Regions from separate parts of the Homo sapiens genome. Here region 1 is linked to region 2. The links are chromatin loops, found by intact Hi-C in ENCODE. Cell type or tissue: endothelial cell of umbilical vein. All regions are shown on one strand. Links, peaks and the distances in the headings refer to the core of each region. The heading gives the core; the rest is flanking DNA.

The links. A loop is a pair of places that touch in the nucleus more often than their neighbours do. Peaks named below come from ENCODE experiments on the same cell type or tissue, not always from the same donor. Only the 100,000 strongest peaks of a DNase experiment are listed, where the experiment ranks them.
Region 1: a loop joins it to region 2, with 4 times the contacts of the local background. A loop is called at or near these places in 1 of 110 quality-filtered maps.

Annotation. Positions count from the first base shown.
Region 1 is chr3:136,915,194-136,923,540 of GRCh38, forward strand. The region is part of intron 1 of NCK1 (NCK adaptor protein 1); the gene reads left to right. Among named protein-coding and RNA genes, the nearest start is that of IL20RB, 39 kb to the right of the region's middle. In endothelial cell of umbilical vein, for the core only: no CTCF peak of the experiment used is centred there; a DNase peak (open chromatin) is centred at 4,778; H3K27ac peaks cover 2,409 bases.
Region 2 is chr3:136,834,396-136,842,742 of GRCh38, forward strand. The region is part of intron 1 of SLC35G2 (solute carrier family 35 member G2); the gene reads left to right. It overlaps NCK1-DT (NCK1 divergent transcript), which reads right to left. Exons shown (of 3, transcript NR_110177.1): 3 at 7,581-8,174. Among named protein-coding and RNA genes, the nearest start is that of SLC35G2, 19 kb to the left of the region's middle. In endothelial cell of umbilical vein, for the core only: no CTCF peak of the experiment used is centred there; DNase peaks (open chromatin) are centred at 4,466 and 4,596; H3K27ac peaks cover 3,204 bases.

The DNA of each region.
Region 1 (8,347 bases), core at 174-8,173, 81 kb after region 2:
GATCACATTACTACTAAGGGGTAGTAGTAGTGAGAATGGAGATACATGGATTCATTTGAGTCCTATTGAGAAGATAAAAGGGACATGATTTGGTCTGTGGGGGGTTGACGTAGTAGCATTAATTAATCCAGACAGCTGGATTTATGGTGGTACTTTTTCTTGAATTATAGGTCACAGAAGCACAAAGTATTGTAGGGAAAGGTGTATGAAGATGTGCCTATGCAATAATATTGTAGAAGTTGCAAAGTTCTTTTATACCCAGGATTTTTAAGTAAGAATGTACGGAGTGTACTGGTTCCCTGTAACTCCAGTAGGTCTTATGGCTTGCATAGGCCAAAATGATAATGGGAGGCATGATAAACTTTAATAGGGCTGTATTAGTCTGCTCTCACGTTGCTATAAATAACTACTTGAGACTGGGTAATTTATAAAGAAAAGAGGTTTAAAAGGTTCACAGTTTCCTCAGGCTGTATAGGAAGCATGGCCAGAGCAGAAGGAAGAGAGTGAAGGTGAAGGTGCCAAACACTTTTGCTTTTGTTTTTTTTTTTTTGAGATGGAGTCTCACTCCGTCATCCAGGCTGGAGTGCAGTGGAGCCATCTTGGCTCACTGCAACCTCCACCTCCCAGGTTCAAGCAATTCTCCTGTCTCAGCCTCCCGAGTAGCTGGGATTACAGGTGTGCATCACCACGCCTGGCTAACTTTTGTATTATTAGTAGAGACAGGGTTTCACCACGTTGGCCATGCTGGTCTCGAACTCCTGAGCCCGGGTGATCTGCCCACCTCGGCCTCCTAAAGTGCTGGGATTACAGGTGTGAGCCACTGGGCCCGGCCTAGCCAAACACTTTTAAACAACCAGGTCTCATGAGAATTCATCATGGAACAACAGCTATCACAGAACAACAAGGGGGGAAATCTGTCCCCATGATCCAGTCACCTCGCAGTCACCTCCAGTCACCTGGAGATTACAATTCGACATGAGATTTGGGTGGATACACAAATCCAAACTGTATCAAGGGCTAAGTGGTAGAGTCCTAAAACCATTTTGTGATTAAAAATGACATAAGCTCATGGAAGGCATGAGGGGGAATTGGAATTAAGTGCAGCAATTAATATGAAAAATTCTCAAATGTTATGATTAGTCATAAGTTAAATACGTCTGATATTTCAGGTTAACACAGGTTTTATGTATGTGAACTCACTCAAGAGGGATGGCAGTAATGTATTCATGAGGTATCCACTCCCACAACCCAAACACCTCCCATTAGGCCCCATTTCCAACATGGGGATCAAATTTCAACATGAGATTTGGAGAGAACCTTCAAGTAAGCATATTCAGGTTTTATGAATATGCTTACTAGAAGAGATGACACAATCTAAACCTTATTAATAATGTAAAGCATGGGGAAATTATAGTCAGTGTTCTCTGTGTTAGTTTGTGTATGTTGTTTTGGAAATATGTATAACTTGGAGTGACACTGAAATATAATAATTAGATTAGAAGGGTAAGGATCAGAATGAGGGTTTAGTGTAATGAAAAACTTAGAAAATAAAACAGTTTGTTTAGTTCAAAAAATTGAAATTGTAATTTTGATACTCAATAAAAGAGACTTTTTTATATTATCCAGTTCAATTCCCTTATTTTGTAGATAAGGAAATGGAGTTTCTGGGAGGTTGGTATGACAGGCCCTGAGTGATCACTAACGGCAGAGCAGTGGCTACAACCCAAGTGTGTGGCTAGGAGGGAAATTAAATATATTATAAGCATATTTTGCTTATAGGGGCAGCCAAACAGGGCTGAAAACTAGGGTAAGATAAACAAGTTGCCTAAGGTGAAATATTGTACATTTGTAATTTATCAAATGTATTCATATGTAATATGTAAACATAGTATAAAATGTGGAGCATTGGTTCAGTTTATGTGAGAACAATGTGGCATGTTCTGTGTCAAGCTTGTCCATCCTATGGGCTGCATGCAGCCCAGGACAGCTTTAAATGTGGCCCAACACAAATTTGTAAACTTTCTTAAAACATTATGAGCTTTTTTTTTTTTTTTGCTTAATCAGCTATCGTTAGTGTATTTTATGTGTGGCCTGAGACAATTCTTCTTCCAGTATGATCCAGGGAAACCAAAAGATTGGACACCTCTGTCCATGTTAAGCCTCATAGATCTTTCTCAGGCCTGGCCTGGTTCCTATTCTCATTTTTTCCTTGAATCAGATCTCAGAGACTATATTTTACTTTGCATCTTTAAAGTTGTTTTAACCTTCACAATCCTTTGGGGGTTTTTCTCCAGCTTTTGAAAAATTGGAGAATCTAGACCATCTTCCTAGTGCCCTCCACCTTATAGCCCATGTAACCAAATATGAAAGCAATTTAGAGATAATAGTAAAAGGGAAATAAAGGATAGTTCATATCTTACACTTTTCCTGTCATGCCTCTGGTTTCTAGTTTGTGACTCCCATTTTACTTTTGAGGGTCAAGTTACCTAGGTCAGTTCTCTCTCCTTAGGTAAAGGTCACGTTTCTTTATTTATAACAGTTCTTTCCCACAGCACTTACGAGTTAGAGGTGGTTTAGGTTGAGTAAAATCTCTGCTTCCATGTCTCAGGAAGATAATTCCCAGAACCTTCGCAATGGATGACAAATACATCAGTAAGCTCTCACCAAATATTAGTGCTTCCCTTTTTGGCATCACCCTTTGTGAGGAGAATAAGACCAGAATCCATAGTCTCTATCTTACAACCAGTGGGTGTAAATTTCTTGTGTTGCTTCTCTGGATCTGTCCTGTTTTATACCTGACACCTGGCCTGTCCCCAGGATCATTATTCTTTTTGTTCTTTACACCCTTAGAGTTCAAGGCAGGCCGTTTGTTTTTATATTACATTTAAAAATAAATTGTTTATGTGGAGCATTCTGGGAGCTTAGAGTTTGTAAAGTGAAAAGATGGGTGGTTTTATTGATCCAGCAAGAGTTGGCTAAATGTATAGCTAGGTTTCTTCTGATATTCTTTATAGATACATATCTAAATAATATATACATATTATCTCTTAGTTCATTTCTATTAAGATAAATGAAGATACAGTCAGCCCTCCACATCTCTGGGTTCTGCATCCACAGATTCAACCAACCACAGGTAAAAAATATTCTGGAAAAAAAAATACACTAATTAAAATATACAAACAAAAAACCCAATACAGTGAAACAACTATTCACATTTTATTATATTAGGTATTACAAGTAATCTAGAGATGACTTAACGTATACAGGAGGTTGTGCATAGGTTATGTACAAGTACTAGGCCATTTTCATATAAGAGACTTGAGCATCTCTGGATTTTGGTATTGGGGAGGAGGAAACTGGCACTGATTTCCCTTAGATTAACCTTATCCAACCTGTGGCCTGCGGGCTGCATGCAGCCCAGGATGGCTTTGAATGCAGCCCAACACAAATTCACAAACGTTCTTAAAACATGATGAGATTTTTTGGTGATTATTTTAAGCTCATCAGCTATCGTTAGTTTAGTGTATTTTATGTGTGGCCCAAGACAATTCTTCCATTGTGGCCCAGGAAAGCCAAAAGATTGGACACTCCTGCCTTAGATACTGAGGGCCAACTGTATTCATTCATGTAACCTTTCTTGGCCTCATTGTCTTGATAAAGTGATATATATTCAGTGTTTTCACTAATGACCGTGTAACCATGTGAGTATTGTTCATTACTGGCTCACCTCCTATGATTAAATTTATTTTCTTGTTTAACTTAGTTTTTCTTGAAATTTATAAAGTTCTCATTAAATAAATGATGGTTCGTCCGTACAATGGACTACTCAGCACTAAAAAGGAGTGAACTACTGATTTACACAACACAAATGAAACAAATGCATTATGTTAACTGGAAAAGCCAGACTCAGCGTCTGCATAAAACATTCTGGAAAAGGCAAAACTACATAGGGACAGAAAATAGATCAATAGTTGTCACAAATTAATGGTTGGGGATGGGTTTGAATACAAAGCATAAAGCAATTTTTTTTTTTCTTGAGGGGGAGTGATAGAACTGTTCTTATTTTCTTATTTAGATTGTGGCAGTGATTACATAACTCTTAAATGTTTGTCAAATTTTATTCACAACAAACAGTGAAAATCTTACTGTATGTAAAATAAACAGCAAAAAAATATATGGCCCTATTTTTATCCATCTATTATGTATCATTCCTCAATATATATTGACAGTTTTGTAGATCTTACAAATACTGACAATGTAATTGAATTTCATGTAGCCTCTGGAATCTCTAGTGAAAAGGGAAATTAACATCCTAGTATTATGAAAATAGTTTTGGCTCCGTAGACCCCTTAAGAGATCCACTTTAGTAACCCTTTCTTAGAGAACTGCTAATGTAAATACATGAATAATGCTAGACAAAACACCTGAAAACATGTTCTTTCCCAAACTACTTTTATAAATTCTATAGGTATAGCTATATATTAATGACACAAAGTTTGTCAAATCATTTAATCAGTCATATTGTGTATAATTTGTAAACTGAGGAAGGGTACTGTTGGCTGTGTATATAGGTCATGATAAATATGACCTTTTTTGGCAAGTCAGTAGTTATACCCTAAGGAAAATGTAAGGAACCAGCTAGCAATAAAATAAAATTCTAAAGGGAAATCTCTTGTTCAGTTTTAGATTCTGTTGTACTTTAACACATAACTTGACAATTTCCTGCTTCTGATAAGAATCAGCTAAGTAACAATACCCAAGTGACTAAGTCCGGAAGTTTGGTTGGGGTACAGATCTCACAGTAAACAATGAAGGGGGAGAAAGTCCCCAATTAACTAACTTGGATATGCTGTAAGTAATGCAAAAAGACAAGGCAATTCATAAGATGATTTTATTCTCTTCAGCTTTTTAAACCCTAGTATCTCATCAAGTAATTTTAATTGGTAAATACTCTTACTAATGAAACAACTAATGAAACAGATCCCACCACTGGGAAAACAAAAAATTACAGGCTAGTCAGAAATAAAGGCTACTTAAAAATTAAGTTTTTCTTCTTTTTTTTTAAAAAATAGTGTAGGTCAAATAAAATTCCATCTAATTCTGTCCACTTTTGGAAATATCACTTTGAAATCATCCCCAATATGAGAAGGCACAAAATAATGACAAAGGCAAAAGTGCTGTGCATAGCACAATTCATTCACTTATTCACTCAACAAATGTTTATTGAGTAGTTAGTGGAGACTAGGAGACAGAGCAAAGGAATGAGAATAAAGAAAGATAAGCAAAAAGTTTGCTCTTAAAAAAACCTCAACTATAATTCTGTTTCTTTGACAAACTTATAAATATCTTAGGTATATAAGACATTACTGTCTATATGATTATTTTGTTAGGCATTACAGAATATTACTTATTACCCCTCTGAACTATAATAAACTGATCCAAGATCAGTATCATCATCCTATAATCTGAAGATTATTACATTTTATCTAAAGAAAGAAGCCATTATGTGACTACAAACGTAAGAGCAATAATCTTGCTAAATTATGAGCAATTAGATATAAACCACCAATTATGAAAACGTGTAACATAATGAATTTATTGTCATAATTAACACAGCAAACATGTAAGTACATTAATTGATCTAAGTCTTATATACTATATGGGAATTAAACATAAATGGCCTTATAGTTGATTGTAATCATATTTTTAAATTTCTAAAAAATTGTGGTAAAAACAAATGTTATGAACTGAATTTTGTCCCTTCAAAAATTCACACATTGAAGTCCTAACCCCCAGTAGTTCATAATGTGACTATATTTGGATATAGTGTCTTTAAAGAGGTAACTGAGGTAAAATGAGGTCGTTAAGATGGACCTTAATCCCTTATGACTCCTCTTCCTGGTTCACCTGGCTAGAAATATTGGCATTAAGTACATTCACATTGTTGTACAACCATCTATTTCCAGAATAATCTTCATCTTGCAAAACTTAAACTCTGTACCCATTAAACAGTAACTCCCCTGTATATAGATAGCCAAACTACCAGTCATGTATGAGAGAACAAAATCACTTTCAGATATGCATTCTAAAAAATTTAATTCCAATATATTTTTAACTCAGGAAACAACTAGAGGACGTGCTCCAGCAAAATGAAGGGTAAAGCAAGAAAAAGTAAGACATAGGATCTAGGAAGCGGAGGAACTGTGGGCAGTAGTTCCAATATTGGTTTCATTTTCTAAACTTTTGCTGTGGTATTTGCATCTTTGCTTTATGCAGGGATGTGTGGGGCTTGAGTGGTGTTTATATTGTACTTCATTTCTTAGTGCCTTTGTGATGCTTCTTTGGATATTCTATGCATGTCCAATTTGGGAGAGCCCAGTACTTGTGTTGGTCCATAACTAGAATTATAGATGTCGAAGATAAACTGGACACTAGTTAAAATGGTAAGGACAGATTTTATTCAGTAACTATTGCAGTAGGGAAGAGTGTCCAGTGTGAACTCAACTCACTTTTGCCAAAACAAAAGGGGAAGAGACTTTTTTAAAGGTTGAGTATGCTAAGGGAAAGACACTGCTAAGGGAAAGAAAGATGGTTTTTTTGTTTTGTTTTGAGACGGAGTCTGTCTCTGTCACCAGGCTGGAGTGCAGTGGCGTGATCTCAGCTCACTGCAGTCTCCGCCTCCCAGACTCAAGCAATTCCCCTGCCTCAGTCTCCTGAGTAGCTGGGACTACAGGCACGCACCACCACGCCCAGCTAATTTTATTGTATTTTAGTAGAGACGGGGTTTCACCATGTTGGCCAGGATGGTCTTAGTTTCCTGACCTCGTGATCTGCCTGCCTCGGCCTCCCAAAGTGCTGGGATTACAGGCGTGAGCCACCGCGCCCGGCCACTGAGTGGTTTTTAAGGGCAATAGGTGGTCCATGTGAGTAGGCCATCTGGGTTTGTTATTGGCATTTATCTGGAAGAGAAACAAACTTATTATTTATGACAGGAGGTGGTGGTACAAATTAGGCCCACCAATGTTTGGCCCTTACCCTCTCGCCAGGGACTGGGAACAAAAGTGAAAGTTATCTTTTTGATTGTTTGCATTCCAAAGAGGTAGTTCTCAGGTCCTTGGGAAGATAGTTCTTGATGGTAGAAGATTTAAGTCACAAAGGGACAGAGAAAGGATTTATAATTTCAAGCTTTCTAAGGTAACTGCTCTAAATGGGGGTTCAGGTGACCATCTGCCTATCACCAGGTTTTGGCTGGAACAAACGGTAAATTCTGGCCATGTGGAGCCTTTTCAGGTAAGGAACTTGATGGAGTTGGAGTCATTATTCTAGGATATGGGGAAAAGATATGAACAAGCACTTTACACAGAAAAACAAATGTAAATGTCCCTTAAATATGGGAAAAGAAATCACTGTAATAAGAGAAATACAAATTACAACTCTGAAATACTATTTCTCCCCTATTAGATTGGCAAAAATCCAAAAGATTGACAACATAGTTTGTTGGCAAGGCTGTGGGGAAATAATCACTGATATATTGTTAGGAGTTTTTAAAAATAGTTTATGAATACAGAATTTAGCAGTATCTCACAAAATTATACAAACTTTAGCTGTAACTCAGCATTCTTCTATGATTCTAACCCAAAGGTACACTAACAGAAAATCAAAATGACACATGTATGAGGCTGTTCATTGCAGCACTATTTAATCCCAGAAAATTACAAACAACCCATTGACCATCAGTAAGGTCTAGTTGAAGAAAGTGCTACTTACATAATGATGACGCACTCTGCAATTGTTAGAAGTAGTAGATGTATTAGTAAAGGAAGTCTCATGTGCTGCTGTGGAATGATCTTAAGGATAGATTGTTAAACTGAAAATGAAAAGATTCAGGCAATATAGTCTATGCCTATGTGTATGTGTGTGTGTGTGTGCGCGCCTGTGTGCATGTGTGTGTGTATGTTTTGTTGTGGGGGTAGATAAAAATTAGAATTTTCAATTTTCTTATATATTTTTCTTGAATACTTTCCTTAAATTATTTAAAAAAAAATAGAAACATAAACCAAAACAAATAAATAGCTGTCCAGGCCGGGCGCGGTGGCTCACGCCTGTAATCCCAGCACTTTGGGAGGCCGAGGCAGGCGGATCACGAGGTCAGGAGATCGAAACCATCCTGGCTAACACAGTGAAACCCCGTCTCCACTAAAAATACAAAAAAATTAGCCGGGCATGGTGGCGGGCACCTGTAGTCCCGGCTACTCGGAGGCTGAGGCAGGAGAATGCCATGAACCTGGGAGGCGGAGGTTGCAGTGAGCCAGGGTCGCTCCACTGCACTCCAGCCTGGGTGACAGTG
Region 2 (8,347 bases), core at 42-8,041:
TGATTTTGGCTTACTGCAACCTCTGCCTCCCGGGTTCAAGCGATTCTCATGCCTCAGAAGAGTAGCTGGGATTATAGGCACCTGCCACCACACCCAGCTAAGTTTTGTATTTTTAGTAGAGGAGGAATTTCACCATGTTGGCCAGGCTGGTCTTGAACTCCTGACCTCAGGTGATCAGCCCGCCTTGGCCTCTGAAAGTTCTGGGATTACAGGTATGAGCCACTGCACCTGTGTGTTTAAAATTCAGGACTTCATCATCACCACCACCACTGTCTCACTATCACCATCATTGCTAACATATATATATAGCATTTATTATGTGTCTAGCTCTGTTGTAAACATACCACACATATTAACTCATGTACTTTTCCCCAAAATCCAACGAATTAAATACTGGTATTGCCATTTTTGTAACTTATTTTGTAGTAATTTCAAACTTACATAAAAGTTGCAAATATAATACAACAAACTCCTGGGTAAAAGATAACTCTCTTATTATTCTTCACCCAAGTTCTCCAATTGTAAACATTTTACATTTGTTTTGCCATTCATTTTCTTTTTCTGAACCAATCGAAGGTAAGTTGCAGAGGTGATATCCAATTATCCCTAACTACTTAAGTGTTTTCCTTTAAGACAAGGACCCTCTCCTGCATAACCACAGTGTTATCACCAAAATCAGAAATTTCACATTGATATAATTCCACTATCTAATCCACACACCACATTCAAAATTTGTCATTTGTCCTAACAATTTCCTTTTTGAAAAAGTATTTCTTACTTTTGGTCTAGAATCAAAGTCAGGATTATGAATTACATTTAGTTGTTATGTCTCTTTAATCTTTAATTTGTGACATTTCCTCAATCCTTCCTTATCTTTAGTGACCTTGACATTTTTGAGTTCAGGCCTTTTTCTTTTTTTTTTTTTTTTGTAGAGTTCCTCATTTTAGGTTTGTCTGATGTTTCTTCTTGATTAGATTCAGGTGATACATTTTTTTTTGGCAGGAATGTGATAGAAGTGAAATTGTATTCTTCCAAATGTATCATATTAAAAGGCACATAATATTGTTTTTTTGTTGGTGATGTTAACTTTGATGGCTTAAGGTGATAATTTCTCCACTGTTAAGTTATTCTCTTTCCCTTTGAATTAATAAGTATTTTGTAGGAAGACACTTTGAGGCTATGTAAACATCTGGTTTCTTAACAAAGTTTCACTTGCTTATTTTATGATTCTTGCATAAACTGTTACTAGGATGATTGCCAAATTGTAGTTTTTCTAATTACAATATTTGTTTTCCATTTACTAGTTGGGATTCTATTGTACAGAAGTTTTTTCCTCTCCCTTCTTATTGGCTTATTTCCATCAGCGTGGACTTGTGGATTTCTATTTTATCCAATAGATTATAAGCCATTACTATCACTATTGGTTTTGATGCTGAAAATGCTCCAGTTCCAGCCATTGGGATACCCTTCAAGCCAGCTCCTGTGTCCTTTTGGCATCTCTGTATCATTCTGAGAGTACTTTTTTGGGGTGCAAGACATTTCAGGCTCTTCTGGTATTTTTTCTGCCACAATCATTGCAGTTATTTCATCAGCTGTTTCTCCACTGAGCTCTGGTTCCTTTTACTTGAGAATGGATTTTTAGAACCAAGATCTGGATGCTAGGTGTGGTCATTGCTACTGGAGTGTTACTGTTTTTAGGCCATTTTAGCAGACAGAGCTAGGAAATTCACACACACACACCCACACACACACCCCTATATCTATTTATATATCTTTCTGTCCATTTATATTAAAACTCATGAATTTACTCCAATATCTCTAGCTCTACTCCAACACTACAGGGTTCATTCTAGTCTTCACCCTTATTCTATTTGTAACTTCCTTCTCTCTTGGTAAAAAAATCTGGCTTCCATTATCCTCGATATATTTAACTATTTACTCATTCTTCTTTTATGTAACCAATCTCCTGACCTCACAGGCCACCTCCTTGGCCCCAATTCTTCCTCAGATTCAGGCCTGCTTATCGACCAGTCTCTTCCCGACATAAATTAAACAACTAGAAGGTTGTGGAGCAGAAATTCAAACCTCAGTGCTGTAATTACTTGATAGAGAGCCCTTTATTAGGTCTTCAACACCAATGGAGTTGATTTGTGAAACAGCTTCTGTGAAAATGCTCATGGAAAAAAGGCCCTTGGACTAATGAGATGAAGATTTATCCACACAGAGTGTCAGCCCCAGAGATGTGCCTTCCATAAGAAACTTGGGAGCATCAAGCCAAATGCTCTACCTGCCAAGAACCACAGCAAGGGGATTCTCCAAAATTGGTGAGGTTCAGGGACCAGACAGCCAGCACCACCAGTGCTATAAATATCACACTGTGTTTTATCATATCAAGAGTACATTTCATTAAGATGTAAACATATTACTTTGCTATATTTCTGTAGAGGGAAATACTGCTTTTATTACAGATTCTTAGATTGAAATTCTAGGAGCTGGATGATGGTGTCTTCTCTTTTAGTGCTGACTTCATTTCCTGGTCCAGAAGATCAGAAATCTGTTCATGTTTTAGAGAACAGCATGAGGTCCATCTGTTCAGGTCAGATTTTTCCAAATTAACATAAAGATTTATGGGGTGGTAACTTATGTAAGAAAAGCCAAAGGTAATTATATTCTTTGCTGCCATTTGGAACTTACATTATGTTTTTGGTTAGTAATGAAAATATACTAGTATGTATCTACACACACACAACACACACACACACACACACAGAATTCTTTCAAACACTATGATAAAGTCATCCTCTTCAGTTTGTATAATATTTCACCTCTGTTTTGGTTTAGGCACCAGACACCATCCATTCAAATTTTCTCTGTAATGTGGTCTGTTTATGTACAGTTTTCCTTCCAACAGAAGGCACAGAAATAAAAGAGCTACAATTGGCTTCTTGGGTGACTATTTTAGTGTGACTGAAATACAGAGTAATGATTTTTTTCCTCTGATGAAAATAGCTTGATTTTTTTCTGATTTCAAAGGAAATATATACATATATGAAAAACAAACAGAAAAGAGAGAAAATACCATATAATTGAATTTCCACCATTTGCAAGGATAAATAGAATCACATCATGAATACTCATTGACATCTTTCTTTTTACTCAGCAATATGACATGAGGGTTTTCTTATGTAAATATATATACATATAAATTACCCTTTTAGATGGCTGCATATTACAGTAATGATTTTCTTTAACCAGCATCCCATTAATGAGAAGTTTATTTCCAATTTTTCATTGTATAAAGAAAGCCATGATGAATATTTTTGCATGCACATCCTTATATACTTTGCTGGTGATGATCTTAGGATATATCCCTGAAAATAGCATTGCTGGGTCAAAGAGTTCACATATTTTAAATTTTGACACCACATGTTCCTGGTACAATTAACTCTTTTTTTTTTTTTTGAAACAAGGTCTTGCTCTGTCACCCAGGGCGGAGTGCACTGGTACAATCTTGGCTCACTGCAACCTCTGCTACCTGGCTCAAGCAATCCTCCAGCCTCAGCCTCCCATGTATACAGCTGGGACTACAGGCGGGAGTCACCACGCCCAGCTCATTTTTGTATTTTTCTGTAGAGATGGGTTTTTGCCACGTTGCCCAGGCTGGTCTCAAATCTCCTGAGCTCAAAGTGATCTGCCTCCCGAAGTGTTAGGATTACAGGTGTGAGCCACTGTGCCCGGCCATAAAATTAACTCTTGATGAGGTGAATTACAGTATGTATATTCTTTATATATAATGTCCCTGTCAATGACAGAACTTGGTAAAGTCTCTTCAATTTTGCAGTAGCATATACATATATATATATATATATATATATATATATATATATAAATGCACACACAACGTGTGTGTGCTTGTGCATGCATGTTCTCCTACAGACATTAAAGGAGTGTAGTGATTTTAATAAATCTAGGTATGCTACTTAACCAATCAGATGTTGTTAGGTTTATTCAAAATTTGACATATGGTTTGGTCTGAAACGATGGCATCTGGTAACCATTTCTTATCTTACATTGATTTTAATGAAATATGGTATATGGGAAGAGGTGACTGAGTTGTAATTTTAGTGAGTGGTATCTATAGTGTGAAGAATCAACGGTGTCAATAGTATGAAGAATCAGTTATGATTAAGCCAAACCAAATTTGTAAAATTTTGAACTGATTCATTTGGTATATTTTTAAGTTTTGGCCTCAAGAAGGAGTTCAGGCTTGGCTTTTTTGTGGATAAATAGTAGCAAAAATAGGACAAATGTGAGCATGTGGTGCATGTAGTGTTTGAAGGATTTGATAGTAGCTTCTGTTGATCCTGGGGTGTTCTTTTTTTGTTCAGGAACTGATGCATATCCTGGGCAGTTGGAAGCCTTCTTTAAACTCAGCTGGGCTGCTCTGATGATCTCTCAAGAGTTAGGTAAATTACAAACAACCAAGAAGTACAACTTTAACATGCATATTGGAACAGCCCAGTAATTTTACATTTAATTAGCATCTAACCTAATTGGGTATTTAACCATTTAAACAGAAACATAAAAAATCATGGAAATAGAAAAGATCATTTTATTCCTGCTTCTCCCCCTTCTAGTGATGGCTCCTTCCTACCCTTAACAGCTTCACCCAGCACAGCTGAATTTAAAGCTGCTGACTCACAGGAAGGTGATTCTGCTTTTTTTTTTTTTTTAACAGAAGGAAAGTTAAGTGGTAGATGATAAATGTGTTCATTGAGGATGGCATATTTTATGCAAATTGATAAATCCACTGATTCAAAGATTAGAAAGGCTCTTTCCTGGAAAGGAAGTGTCGATTATAAATGGTGAAGACTTGCATACTTGCATTCTAGCAAGTTCTTAGCTGCCAGCCAACACATTCATCACCAAGTGCCAGAATGGATTTTAAAATGTCACAACACAAATTGCTCTGCTCAAAATCAGGCACCATCATAGTCACACAAGCCAAACCAACCTGCTTGTTTAAAAGTGCCACATAAAGTTTTTTTTTCAACCTCAGTTAACCTTTTCCTTTCCTGGTATGCCTGGTTCATTGCAGTCTCCTAAAGTCATGAACCTTGACTGAGTAGAGAGAGGCCAGGCTTCTCCCTTTGACTTTGCCTGTACAGCAACTAACTGGTCCAGGTGCTTTTAAACTGATGGTAAGACTAAATGTTTAGCCCAGCTCTAACCAGACTGATAACTCTCACCCCTACCTTTTCCCCTATACCTTCTGCTCTTATTTATTTCTTTTGTTTTTCTCAATCTTTTCCCTCCCAGAGCCAGCTGTTGACTTCTAGAAGCTACTGCATAGCTGATAAGCCCCTGACTATTCCTTCCCTAATTTTCTGCTTTAGAACTGTCAGTGGAGTGTCCAGCTCAAACCTGGGCTAGCCCTCCTGTTTGATGCTTCTCTTAGCAGCCCCTACCTCAATACCATCAGATCTGTCTTCTTACCTCCCCTCATCTCCAAGTCCCTTAGTTGTAATTTCCACCCACTTCTATAACCCAGACTGACACAGCCCAGCAAAATCCTCAGGTCTGTCTACCATTCTCCTATAGCCTAGCTCAGCCCAAAATTTCTTAGTCCCTTTAAATCACATTCTACCTTGCTCCTCCCAACATTGCCCACTCTGGAATCCAGTATCCATTACTTTTCCTAGTCCAACTAAGCAGCCTTCATCCCCAGTCTAATTGGTTGGGGGGACTGCCACACCTTCAGCTTCAGTGTATCTTCCCTCTTGGGAAGCTTCTGCTTTTCAACCCAAAATAAGGGTTCTCTTGTACCCAGGTAGCCCTCTTTTAAGCTGATTTTGGCTAGCATGCCAAGGAGCTTATCATTCACCCTAGTGTGCCCAGATTTTTTTCTAGCCTGAAATAAGTGAGCTGTCATCCAGTTCTGGCACTTTTGTGCTTCCGTTAGTACTGCAGGGAGTCATCCTCAAAGAGCATTATCACCACTGACCTGTCACCAGAAAGGCACAGTGATGATGATAAATTTGGACTGATTCATCCATATTCTTCCCCTGGTTGTTGCCCTTCTTTTCTTTCTTCCTCCTCCTCTTCCTCCCCTCCCTCCCTTCCTCTCTCTCTCCCTCCCTCCCTCTCTCCCTTCCTTCTCTTTTTCTCTCTTTTCCTTCCTTCTTTCCTCCCTCCCTCCGTCTCTTTCTCTTCTTTCTCTCCCTCTCTTTTTTCTTTTCTTTTCTTTTGACAGAGTCTCACTCTGTCATCCAGGCTGAAGTGCAGTGGCGTGATCTTGGCTCACTGCAACCTCTGCCTCCCTGGTTCAAGTGATTCTCCTGCCTCAGCCTCCCTGGTAGCTGGGACTATAGGCGCATTCCACCATGCCTGGCTAATTTTTTATTTTTAGTAGAAATGGGGTTTCACCATGTTGGTCAGGCTGGTCTCGAACTCCTGACCTCAGGTGATCTGCCCGTCTGAGCCTCCCAAAGTGCTGGGATTACAGACGTGAGCCACTGTGCCTGGCCCTTTTTTTTTTTTTTTTTTTTCTTTTGAGATAGGGTCTCACTCTGTTTCCCAGGCTGGAGTATAGTGATGCGATTTTGTTTTTTTTTTTAAGGGACGGTTTCGCCATTTTGCCCAGGCTGGTCTTGAACTCCTGAGCTCAAAGTGATCTGCCCGCTTCAGCCTCCCAAAGTGCTGGGATTGCAGGCATGAACCACCATGCCCCACCCCTCCCCTGGTTCTTCTAAGCAAGAGGATGTATTTGCAAGATGGTTGGCAGGGTCAGGAGTGCAGTCAGTGGCTATGGAAATAAAAGTTAGTTGTTGCTATGGTAAAACAGAGCTGCACCCTATCTAAAGGATGGACACAACACCAAAACTAGATTCCGGAATGTAACAAACTTATCATTCCTCAGACTCTCAAAGTAAATTTTTTTCTCAAGAATAACAAGCTCATGGATAGAATGAAGGATTTCATATCCTACTAATTTTTGAGTCAGATATCAGTTCCCTACTGGCCAATAATGTGAATATAAATATCAGAGTCCAGCCGGACATGGTGGCTCATGCCTGTAATCCCAGCACTTTGGGAGGCCGAGGTGGGTGAATCACCTGAGGTCGGGAGTTCGAGACCAGCCTGACTAACATGGAGAAACCCCGTCTCTACTAAAAATATAAAAAAATTAGCCGGGCGTGGTGGCGCATGCCTGTAATCTCAGCTACTCAGGAGGCTGAGGCAGGAGAATTGCTTGAACCCAGGAGGCGGAGGTTGCGGTGAGCCGGCAAGGTGCCATTGCACTCCAGCCTGGGCAACAAGAGTGAAACTCCGCCTCAAAATAAATAAATAAATAAATAAATAAATAAATAAATAAATAAATATCAGAGTCCATTCCCAAGGATCCCCAAAATAACATTTTTAGCATAAATACCTAAGAGTCACCATCAGACAGCCATGTCCACAAATCGTGTGGAAAAACCCCAGTTTATATTCAATTGAAAGTCTAAAATTATATCCTTTTTACTCTGAAAAATCTAAAATGTGGAAGAGAATCACTTCTGACTAGTATAAACAAAAAGTAATAAGCAATCATTTTAATACAGGATTTAATAAGTTGTCTTAATATTTCTGATAAATATTCAGATGATTACTTTGAAGTATTTTGAAATAAAGATACTTTCCATATTTCATAAAGCTACTTTTAATATATTAACATTTATTGCTCTTGAGTTCAAAGTATATCTTATTCTAGCCACCAAAACATTTAGAAAATAGAAAAAAAGGTAAAAACTAATTTTTTTATCTCTTATATTTCAGACACTTAATACCCTTACCCCATTCACTGAATCCAATTTCATTGCTATTTCCTTGTTTTGTCCTTTTGAGTGGTTCGGGATCTGCTTCAAATGACAAAGAGATGTGAGTAATAGGGTTCAACGTCTTTCTTATTTTCAGATTTAAAGCTCTTCAATGATGTAGCTCAAAATGAAAGTTCTTTCAATCCAACAACTTTGCAGAGATGCTGATCCCTCTCCCAGGTGAATCCTGGCCAGGCCTTTCTGACAATCCTGGGATACCCTGGGGCCAGTATAGAGTTCAAGGGCAGACCAGACTGGGGGAGGGGTTCCTGAGGGACCTGGAACCAGCATCACCAGCACAGTCAGAATTGCAACCTAGTGGCAAAGATAACTGTGAGAACAATCTCAAAGGTGGGGCCAGGACAGAAATGGTAGAATAAATAGCAGAGCTTGTGATGGTTATTATAGGATGGGACAAAACTCAAGGAGCAGTTGTAGAATGCAGTTCAGGACCAAGTCATTATTTTTGTTTAATCAACTTTTATTAA